Linked DNA regions of Mus musculus: region 2 is linked to region 1. The links are chromatin loops, found by intact Hi-C in ENCODE. Cell type or tissue: heart. All regions are shown on one strand. Links, peaks and the distances in the headings refer to the core of each region. The heading gives the core; the rest is flanking DNA.

The links. A loop is a pair of places that touch in the nucleus more often than their neighbours do. Peaks named below come from ENCODE experiments on the same cell type or tissue, not always from the same donor. Only the 100,000 strongest peaks of a DNase experiment are listed, where the experiment ranks them.
Region 2: a loop joins it to region 1, with 2.6 times the contacts of the local background. A loop is called at or near these places in 3 of 42 quality-filtered maps.

The regions. Positions count from the first base shown.
Region 1 is chr2:110,562,721-110,568,111 of GRCm38, forward strand. No RefSeq gene overlaps it. Among named protein-coding and RNA genes, the nearest start is that of Slc5a12, 32 kb to the right of the region's middle. In heart, for the core only: a CTCF peak has its summit at 2,493 (motif pointing left); no DNase peak of the experiment used is centred there.
Region 2 is chr2:110,484,456-110,489,846 of GRCm38, forward strand. No RefSeq gene overlaps it. Among named protein-coding and RNA genes, the nearest start is that of Slc5a12, 110 kb to the right of the region's middle. In heart, for the core only: no CTCF peak of the experiment used is centred there; DNase peaks (open chromatin) are centred at 2,546 and 3,826.

The DNA.
Region 1 (5,391 bases), core at 229-5,228:
ATGCCTTTCATTTTAATGTCTCAATACCCCATGAAGCCTCATGCTGACATCTGTAGCTGTTTGAAGTTAAAGCGGTCTAAATGCAAGGCTCACAAAATGCTTGTCTTGATGGAGCATTAAAGCACATATTACAGGGGACTCACATGGCATCAAATGAAACATAAGACTGTAAGGCTTTCTGATGCCTCTGGAGAAAGTGTCAGTGGAGATCACAGGCATGGCTTCTATCAACAGTCAGTCACTACTCGGGAGAAATCATCTTTTCCCTTGTGTTCATGAGCCACCCATATTCAGATAGCTGGCATGTTGTCATTTTATCCATTTATTTTATTTATCAAAGAACAATATATGTGTTATCCTAGCACTTGGGAAGCTGAGGCTGGGGACTACTGAGTTCAAAGTCATGCTGGGCTATAACACAAGCACATGTGTATGTCTCTCTCTCTCTCTCTCTCTCTCTCTCTCTCTCTCTCTCTCTCTCTCTCCACACACACACACACACACACACACATATCTTACTACAAAATTATCTTACTATAAATATCTTGACATTAAACACTATCCAGTAAAAACTCAAATTATTCTTTAACCATACTCTTAAATCGCTAATCTTACAGCAGTTCTATTTCAATATATACTCTGACACATCACTGTCTGAATATACTAAATACGAAAACCATGTATTCGGGTGTTATATTTTATACCCTTGCATCTGACCACATTTCACCGGCATCATTCTGTATGATTTCTTCTCAAGCTCACAGAGGGAACCAGAAGTAGAAATAAGATTTTGCTTTTGTTAACATTCTTGTAGTCTCAGTCTTCTGGCTAATTCTACATAAAAGATACACAGTTTTCTTTGTAATGGAGATGAGAGGATCACTCCAATACTGGTATTTGTTCCTCTTCCTCCTTTATAGAACCAATGGTGAGAATGGAAAAGATTAGCTGTAGAGCAGATACAGGGTGATGATCTGAAAGTTGTTAACACAAAAGGAAAGGACTCCTGAGCCTGATGGTGAAGACCAGTTCGGTCTCTTCTGTCCCCGTTCTGCCTTCATCCAGCATCCTTTACCCAGCTCCTCCTTTGTCTCTTGTCTTCCATCCTCTGTGAATTTCATTCCCTATCCTTTTCTTTCCCACCTCCCTCTTTAAGTGTTCATTCGACTATAGCATTTTAAGAACCATGCTTGTTTGGGTACTTGATAAAACTGGTGTGGCACAAGGACACAACTGAGCACTGTAAAACTGTTTACATTTGTGTCAGATATTTTTATATAGAAAATGTATATAATACACTGTTAAGTTGTTTAATTACAGAAAAATCTATATGTGGGACAATTCCCATTTCACAAAGTAATTCTCCTGATTTGTGGCATTTTGTAAAGCAGAAAGCTGTCTTCGGTGTGGGCGAGCTTATTGTGCTGCTTTGTGCTGCTCCTTTGATTTGCTATGGTTTAAAATCTGTCCTCATTTAGTACACATTACACCTAAGATTCCGTGCTTTAAAAAAAATTAAAAAACGCCTACCAGCTGCATCTATTAAATGCAGTTATTTTGTCTTTGCCATCTTCTTAGTAAAATAAATAATGTAAAGTATACAGTAAAATCATTAGAATTATGCTAAATGAGAAAATTGAATTGAGATTTAAAACAACTCAAGGCTAAGGTAAGATTCCAATTCCTTAAAACCACAAAGGAAGCAAACACACACCGGAAGGGAAGGTTTTTGGTGAAAAGCAACAGGACTCCAAGTTGAAGTGACAGCTGTGATCAGAAGACAGCTTGTTCAGCTTCCCTTCTTGACTGAAAACTTAGTCTCATTGTAGGCTGAGATCTCCCAGGCTCAATCAGCCCAGACAGACTTATAGGCTCTGTAAATCAGTTGTGCTTTTAGCTCTTTTCAGAAAAAAGAAAGAAAGAAAGAAACAATACACACACACACACACACACAATACACACACACAATACACACACACTATACACTATATACATAGACACATATGCACATGTACACACATGCACACATACTACAATATGACTCATAGACACAAGACATAGACAAATATAGAGCTTACACTTACCACAAACGTACATATACACACATCTCTCTCTTTGTCTCCCCCCCTCTCTCTCACACACACACACATGTACACATACCACATAAATAAATACTCACCACAGACTCTTCACTCACACATACATCATAGACACATACACATATAACCATCACACGTATATCACACCATATACTAACACACACACACACATACACACACAACACACCACATACACAGAGAGAACACAAACACATGAAAATTGATTTAAATAAAAGCAAACAAACTTAAGGGGAAGTAAATTACTTCTCTCACATCTGTGGTCTTTGAATTTCTACTTTGTTCAGTTCTCCCCATCTTTAAAAACAAGACTCAGCTGAGTCCAGGGATACTATCCCGAAATTAAACATGAACAGACTGCCCCCTTGTGGTCATTTAGCTCGTGCTTCAACTGTCAGCTTAATTTTCCTCATAAATTGCAACTGGTCACATGACATTTGTTTCTGACTTCAAGAGTTAAGAGTACAAATCCTGTTGATGTATTAGAGCAGACTGGAGTCTTGCAAGCGGTTTTATGTCTTTCTTAGAAGAAAGGATCATTGTATTAGTGTGGTTCATTTCTGTCAGCTTTGCCACTAACTTTTCTGAAAGACTTACTGTCTTGAGACTGTGCAGGTCCTTACTGTACACATTTGCTGCATTCAGAGGACATTCCCCAAGTGAGAGAAAGCCTGACCACATACAGACTAGGTATTAATTAAGCTAGTAGAAAAGATATTATAAAGATGTCTTAGAGTTAAAAAAAAATGTCTGGAACACAAGTATTCCTCTATTCATTTGTTTTTTCCAGCATGTGAGAAAAACACGATGACCTGAAGGTTTCTGGGCATCACTTTTCAGTGAGGGGTGGTCCCTTAATAAAACAACCAGTAATTGGATTACTAAAAATGTAAAATTCTCAAAAATGCTTCTGATCTATCCTAATATGGGTCCCAGTGACATAGAAAGCATTATACTCACCAACTGTCACCAGTACCTTCAAGTTTCATGTTCCAGAAACAACTACAGTCTCAGCACAGATCCTAAGAACCCAGCTGTTCTGTGCAGCTGACCACCAACCCTCCTGCCCTTTTGATTTGAATGCATGGAATTGTGCTTTCTTTTGGCAATCACACACATAAGTCAGACTTTCTAAAATAGTCTGGTCGTTTGTCTTTTCAGTTATGTTTATCCTCTTGTTCTTGTTAATTCATTCCTTATCAAGCAAGCAAAAAGTAGTCAAAAATTCCTCATCCCTAAAAACTTAGGGAAAATAAGAAAGGAAAAAGAAAAGTAATAAAGTTGTGTTTTGTTCGCTTCTCTACTTCTTTCAAACTTTCGCTCTACAGAGCCATTCTTCCTTTCTGTCTTTCTTTGGCTTTGATAATGTGACTCTGATACAAGAACTCAATGGGAAACATAAAAAAAAAATGATACTATACCAAGAGCATGCCATTACTTGAAACTATAAGAGTGGAAAAGCATTCCAAAGAATGAGTCTATTTGAAAATAGAACAAAACCAAGGGTTAAAGATCAAGAATTGTCCAAACATTAGAGGTGAGCAGAGAGATCAATGTCAGTAGAAGTACTTCAGACAACACTCTAAGCCAGTGTGTCACTTTGTTTTCAGGATCTTCTAGAGAACAACAGAAAGAAGGCTGAAAATAAAATCAGATGTAAACAACAGAGAGAGAGAGAGAGAGAGAGAGAGAGAGAGAGAGAGAGAGAGAGAGAGGGAGGGAGAGAGGGGGAGAGAGAGAGAGAGAGAGAGAGAGAGAGAGAGAGAGAGAGAGAGAGAGAGAGAGAGAGAGAAGGAGAGAGAGAAGAGAGTGGGTGTTAAAGGAGAGGACTATGGGGAATCATGGAGAAGTAGAAACAATAGCAGAAGTGGTATTAATATCAACAACAATAAAGGGATGATTATTCTCATTAACCTCCAATTTTTATCCTTGATAAACTAAAAGGTAAATTATTTATTAGTATGTATGTAGCACATTTCACAGCACAGTCAAGGCTCAGAAATGTGCTGTAGGTATATAAGATGAATGGCGGGTTGTGTACTCATTGTACACAGGGACCTTTGAACTAGCTGATTTGCTTCTGTGTTCTTCTCATGGTAGCTTGCTATTTCTTTGTTGCCCAAGTGATTATAATTTGTCCCTAGTGGCATTCAAAAGTTTTACAATAATGGAAATCTGCAACTAATGGATGTGAGAAGGTGGCGGGGGGTAGTGTGTGTGGGGGGGCATCTCCAGGATGAGACAGAGAGCTGGGATAAGGGAGGCACCCAAGAATCAATGTGGGTGACTTTGACTGTAACTCACTACAATGAGGATATGGAACCTGAAGAGGTCACCCCTGTAGCCAGGCAGGAACCCCAGTGGAGTGATAGAGACACTAAGCCACCCAAAAAAATTTCAACCCAATTATTTGTCCCATCTACAAGAAATTCAGGCATGCGGGATGGAGTGAGACTGAGGGACTGGCCAACCAATAACAGGCACAATCTGAGACCCCTCCCATGGGCAAGCACCAATCCCTAACACTATTAATGATACTCTTTTATGCTAACAGTCGGTATCAATTTGTCCTCTGAGAGGACAGCAACTGTCTCTCAGAGCTGACTCAGACAAGTATAGACACCCACAGCCAAAGAGTGGATGGAGCTTGGGGACTCTATAGAATAGAGGGAAGGATTGAGGCTCCAAATGGGATAGAACAAGAGAGTCAACTAACCTGGAGCCTTGGGTCTTTCAGATCTTAACCAATTACCAAAGAACGTATAAGGACTGGACCAAGGTTTCCTTGCTCATATGTAGCAGATGTGCAGCTTTGTTTTCATGTGGATGCCAAACAATTGGAGCAGGGGCCATCCCAAAAGCTGTTTCCTGTATGTGGGATATGTTCTCCTAGCAGGGCTGCCCTGTGTGTCTTCAATGGGAGAGGAAACACCTAGCATCATAAAGACTTGAAGTGCCAGGGTGCAGGGAGATACATGGGAGGGGTCACCTGCTCATAGGAGAAGGGGAGGGGGATGGAGTTGGGGAAAGAATTGTGGGAGGGGGTGACCAGGACGGGGGCAGTGAGCAGAATATAAAGTAAATAAGTAAAAGAAAATCAAAAAAGAACAAAAGAGATAGATCAGATGATGCATTTCCTTCCTTCTCATTGTGAATGTTGTAAAAATTCCATCTCCCTTGCATGGCTCTGTTTGCTGGCTGCACAGATGACAGACACTATCTCACCCTTTTCAACGACATTCCACTATAAAGCACTCAAATCAGCCATCTTGTC
Region 2 (5,391 bases), core at 108-5,107, 78 kb before region 1:
GGGTTGCACTGTTGCATACTTAGTCTTCTTTGAAAACACTAAACCTTTTAGATTAATGTTGAACTTTTCCTTCTCTGGCACTAGCCATACTTTTTGGAAACACTAAGTCCTGTTGTCCTTGCCACCTGTTCCTTCTGTCTGCCACTTTATAATCACCAGACTGCTATTGCCTCGTTACCTTGGGCTTTAGTTGGAGAAAACACAGTCATCTTGCTATGGACTTTATTAGTTTTCAATAGGAGTTTGCTAACAGAGGAGTCCCTCTAATATACATTGTTATGATCTCCCCTGCTTACAATCCACAATGATTTTATTAGTGTACACAAAAAGCTCAAACTTCTGGGGCTGGAGAGATGGCTTAGATGTTAAGAGCACTGACTGCTCTTCCAGAGGTCCTAAATTCAATTCCTAGTAAACACATGGTGGCTTACATCCATCTGTAATGGGATCTGATGCCCTCTTCTGGTGTGTCTGAAGACAATGACAGTGTATTCACACATAAAATAAATAAGTCTTAAAAAAACATTTAAATTTCTTAGGTAGTAAACATGACTTTCAATAACAATATTGTCTTTTACACTGCATATTTCTAGTAGTATATCCCAACTACAACATTATACTTGCCATTAAAAAAGCATTATGCAGTGTGCAGTTGCTAGGTTAAAGTACTCAAGTCATTCCAAAAACTCCACTCTTAAAATTTTTAGTTCAAATATTCCTTAAGAAAAGCTCTTATTTCCTTCCAGTTGAACTAGTCCTTCCATATTCTTCCATGGCTTTTGGACGGGTTTCCATTTTGGTTCTCATTGGACTCCGTGTCTATCTTCCCTACTAGGCTACAAGTTTGAGAGGTTTTGTTCCTGCAGGTCATTCTTTATCTACATTTCAGTGCTCTGCAAATTGATGCTTATATAATCATTGTCAACTTAGTTTCCTTGAGGACCTCAGAATATTGAGTTAAATTTCGTATTGCTTCCATTTTTATTAAAATTATTAATGCTATTTAAAAGGAAAAATATGACCAAGTACATTTTCCCATAATGATAACCAAGTTATTTTTTTAAAATGATGCATATAACAGTGTTTAGAGAAATTAAGAGGCAAATTAGAGGTCCAGATCGAATGCTGATGGCTTTTGACGTAGGCTAAAATGAAACAACATAGCCTGAAAAGGAACAAGTAAACTTTCAGATTAAATGCTGTGGACATAAGGATAAAGGGAACTTAAAATAGGTATTTATTTAGTTCATATCCTTGGAAGAGTTTTCCCTCCCTCCCTCCCTCCCTCCCTCCCTCCCTCCCTCCCTCCCTCCCTCCCTCCCTCCGTCTCCATCACAACAGAAGGATTGTAACTCAGAGACATTTAGTAAAATTCAACTAAGGAACATATTTACACTATAGGCTACTGTGTTTACTTGGACAAAATGGACAAGATATGCATGTATGTATGTATACACGTATATATGAATGTATGTATGCATGTATGTATGAAAACATCACAGTAAAACTCACTTCTTTACCTAGTAATGTAAAACATAGCAGGAGGGGGTAGGGAATCAAGGATGGTAGAGCTGATTAGACGATATCAAGGAGGCATTTCTGTTCTATTTATAATTTTGCTCTCACCAGCCCCCCAAAATAAGAGGCATCTTTAAGTAGAAATATGGCTCAAATCAGATTTTCAACAGAGGACCCATTAGGACTCCCATGCAAAGCCTTACTGTGTTCATAGGCACATTCTGCAGCTTGACCTGGACAGAAGCCCAGAAGGGAGGTGGGCAGACAGGACAGTTTTATACAATTGTTTTATTTAATTGACTAAATTATGATATAATAGTTAATCTTGAATCTTTAAAACATAAATCTGAGTAGAACATGCTGTGTTGGAAACTAAACCACAGTAGCAATGTGCGAAGTGTCTAATGACAAACGAAGTTCTTGACAGGGCTAATTACCAGCTGCACTGTAATCAAGACTGGGAGGCAGTAACGCCGGAAAAGGCACTGGAGCTGCAGATCAAACCCACGGCCTTCCATCTGCTCTGTCTTTAAGCTCCAACTACCTTCTTTTAAAAGTTCAGGGTTTGTCTTGAGAGAAGCCCCTTTGGAATCTTGGGAAATCCAGAAGGAACTGGTGATCAGGGGTGAGAAGGCTCATGATTTGCTTAAAGGTGAAGCCCAGAGCATTTTTACACATCAAACCTTGTGAAGAGTGTTGGCTTCCCAGCGCAGGTTCCTCAGGCTCCTTATAACTTAGAATTTTTCATCCAGTCATCTCTTGTGATTTCCACTGAACACATTTTATTAGGTGCAATAGCTGGATCCTGCTGTCTCTTTCTCTAGGTCTGGAGTCAGCTTATGAATGAGGGCAATTCAACCTCCACAGCACGGCTGGGAGAAAATAAATCTAATGAATTCAGGCTGTGAGGGGAAAAGCTGTTCTGGGTCATTCGCATGGGGAACAGAGAAGAAAGGAGACAGTCAGCTGCTACCTGGCAGCAGCCTGGAGCCAGGGTGTCGTCTGGACTTGGGTTTCCTGCTGGAGTCAAGCAGGCCCTCTGTTACATAAGGCCTTGGTGGCTGCTCCAAGGCAAAGCCACTGTCTGCGGGACACACCCAGGTCTGCTCTCAGGAGCCCTACTTTATTTCAGCAAACCACTCCTGTTAACAACCCTTCTTTTTAAAAAATCTGACATGCCCTTGCCCGGTGCACTCTTCTCCAAGAGAAAGTGAGACAGAACTGCCCTGAGATTGAGCCTCAGCAGGGATTGCAGTGTTCCAGCAGGTGGACTGCCCAGATAAATCAGGAGGAACCATTAATCAGCACCAAGAGTTATGTTCACAGAAGGTCCACGTCCAAAGTCCCAGAAAAGCATCATATACATTCTTCTCAGAACAATGTGAGTCCTCCTCAATATTTATTGAGGCCATAAATAAGAGATATCAATATAACATTGGACTGCAGCTGCAGTGAGAGGCAAAATATTTAGTAATGGCATCCACAGTGAATCAAATCAAATGAATGCTAGAAATGCGTAAGGCCTTGCTCTACTTAGTGAGTCCTCATAGACAATCCATCTTGTCCTTAGTGTTTAATTTACTCGGGCTTAAAAGTCTGTGCTGACATTCATCAGATACTGACCTTGATTATATCACCTAAGTGACACTTTATGCAACATTATGAAATATAACAGTTATTTGTATTTTTCAGAAGAAGGCATTACATGGCAAAACAATCTGCACTTCATAAGGACACAAAGTAAACGTCAAGATCAACAGATGCTCACCTGTCGGCTGCCTAACATCAGCATTGCCTACATTGTATTATTTATATGGAGAGATGGGACTACTAACATTTTAAGCTTGGAGAAGCAGGGTATGGTTTAAAAAAAATTCTTCCTTTGTTCTTGTCCATGTGGTGGATTTTCCTAGTTAATCTACAACGCATAGCTAAGGACATACAAATAAGAGAAATAGAAATTTATTTGAGTCAGAACGGTGGAAAGGAGGGAGTGTTTGTTCTCTTCCAGTGTTTGTTCGTTTCATGCATGTTTGCACAATATGGACTATGTGTTACCCTTTCAGAGACTAGTCTTAAAGTCTATGTCACGGCTAACTGGGCTCCCATCACTGATCTTGAAGCACCGTTTGCACTGTTTTTTTTTTTTTTTTTTTTTTTTCCTTGCTTGACTGCGTCAAGCCCTTTCCCAGCTATGGCCAAGAGCAACATGAAGACTTTGAAGCGGGGTTTACAACCTTGTTTTTCTTTTACTAATATAGCACACTGTTCTCATCATCAGCCCGATTTGGCTATTGACATGGTGACAAACTGGAATGTTTGCTCAGAGATCCAACAGTGAAAGAAGGCAGCAAGACAAAACAAAACAAAGAGGACAAAGTGTTCGGGACAAGTAGGTTTCTCCCAGAAACATCTACAAAACGAAATCAAATTCCTTCAGTGCTCTAAGAGAGAAGTCTTTATTGCCATAGAATAAGTACAGGTATTTTATTTTATTTTATTTTATTTTATTTTATTTTATTTTATTTTATTTTTTATGTTAGGAGCACGTTGGAAGCATATATAGTTGGCTGTCATTTTTCCTTTAACCTTTCAATGGTCCTTCCTTGCTTTCTTTCAGGTAGGAAATTTTTTTTTCTATTTTTAAATTTTTTAACAGAACACACATTTTATGTTCTTTTTGATTATTTAGCTCTTTCTTCAGCTGAACAGTCACCGCTTCACAGAGAGTTTTGAACAGCCTTGTCTCAATAAAACTGGCACATCCCTCTCTGTGGCCTTACTCTCTCATTCTTAAGACTGACTTTCTGTAGTGAGTCAGCATGAGAGTGCATAGTTTAAAAAAAATAGAACCTGACTTTACTGCCGTATCCTCACTGATCTCCAGTGCCAGTAAAAAGATCATTGGAATTAGGATATTCGTAATAATAATATTTTTGAGACGAAGGAAAATCTTTTTTTCTCAAAATTTTAATGAACCATAGTGATATAGTAGATATCACAAAGGGTCTCGTATTGATACCAGAAATTCTTGGTTTTGTAAAATTTTAAATATACTTTAAATATTTTCAACTGTAGACTTAAATGTCTTAATGGATGCACAATTACCCATATTTATAGGATGATTCATATACACAGCACAGGGTAGATGGAATTAAAGTCATAGGTAGTTCGCATTCCCTAACACATCCAATCTTTTCTTTATGTTGGGAAGCTTCAAATGTGTATCTCTAAGCTCTTTACACATTACTGTGAACAGGTTCTGTTCCTTAGAGAATTTGTCCTTTGTGCAAATATATCTTATTCTATTTTATATTGTTTTAAAAAGCAGTCTTCATTGTAGGTAAAGCAGTAAAGTTTACATGTTAGATAACACTATAATAAAACAATGCATTCTGCTTTTAAACAGAGAAGGAAAGAAGAGAAAAGTTTTAGGTTACAGAACCCCTCCCCATAGAACAAATTTCTTTGTAATTCAATTTTTCTCAGTGAGTAAAGGATATGAATGCGTTCAGTGTCGAGTCATGTCAAATTCCTCGTGTGTTCATGGTCAGTAAAATGGAAAAGAAAGCTCACTTTTCACAGTCGTGGCCTCAAAGAAAGAACATATGTTGGTCTATTTTAGATGCAAAACCAACTGCTGCTACTTTAATACATCCAAAGTTGAGTTCACAGGTTTATCTCAAAGAAATAAAAAATTATGAGAGAGCTGAAACTCCAATAAAAATAGATTTATATTCTCTTTTGTGACTTGTGTCCTTTCAATAGTCAGTTAATTACCTGGAAAAAAAAAATGAGTTCCTGAAAAAGACATATACAAGTAACGTTACACAGACTGAGCGGGTTGTATTTATGTATTTAGGAAGATGTATG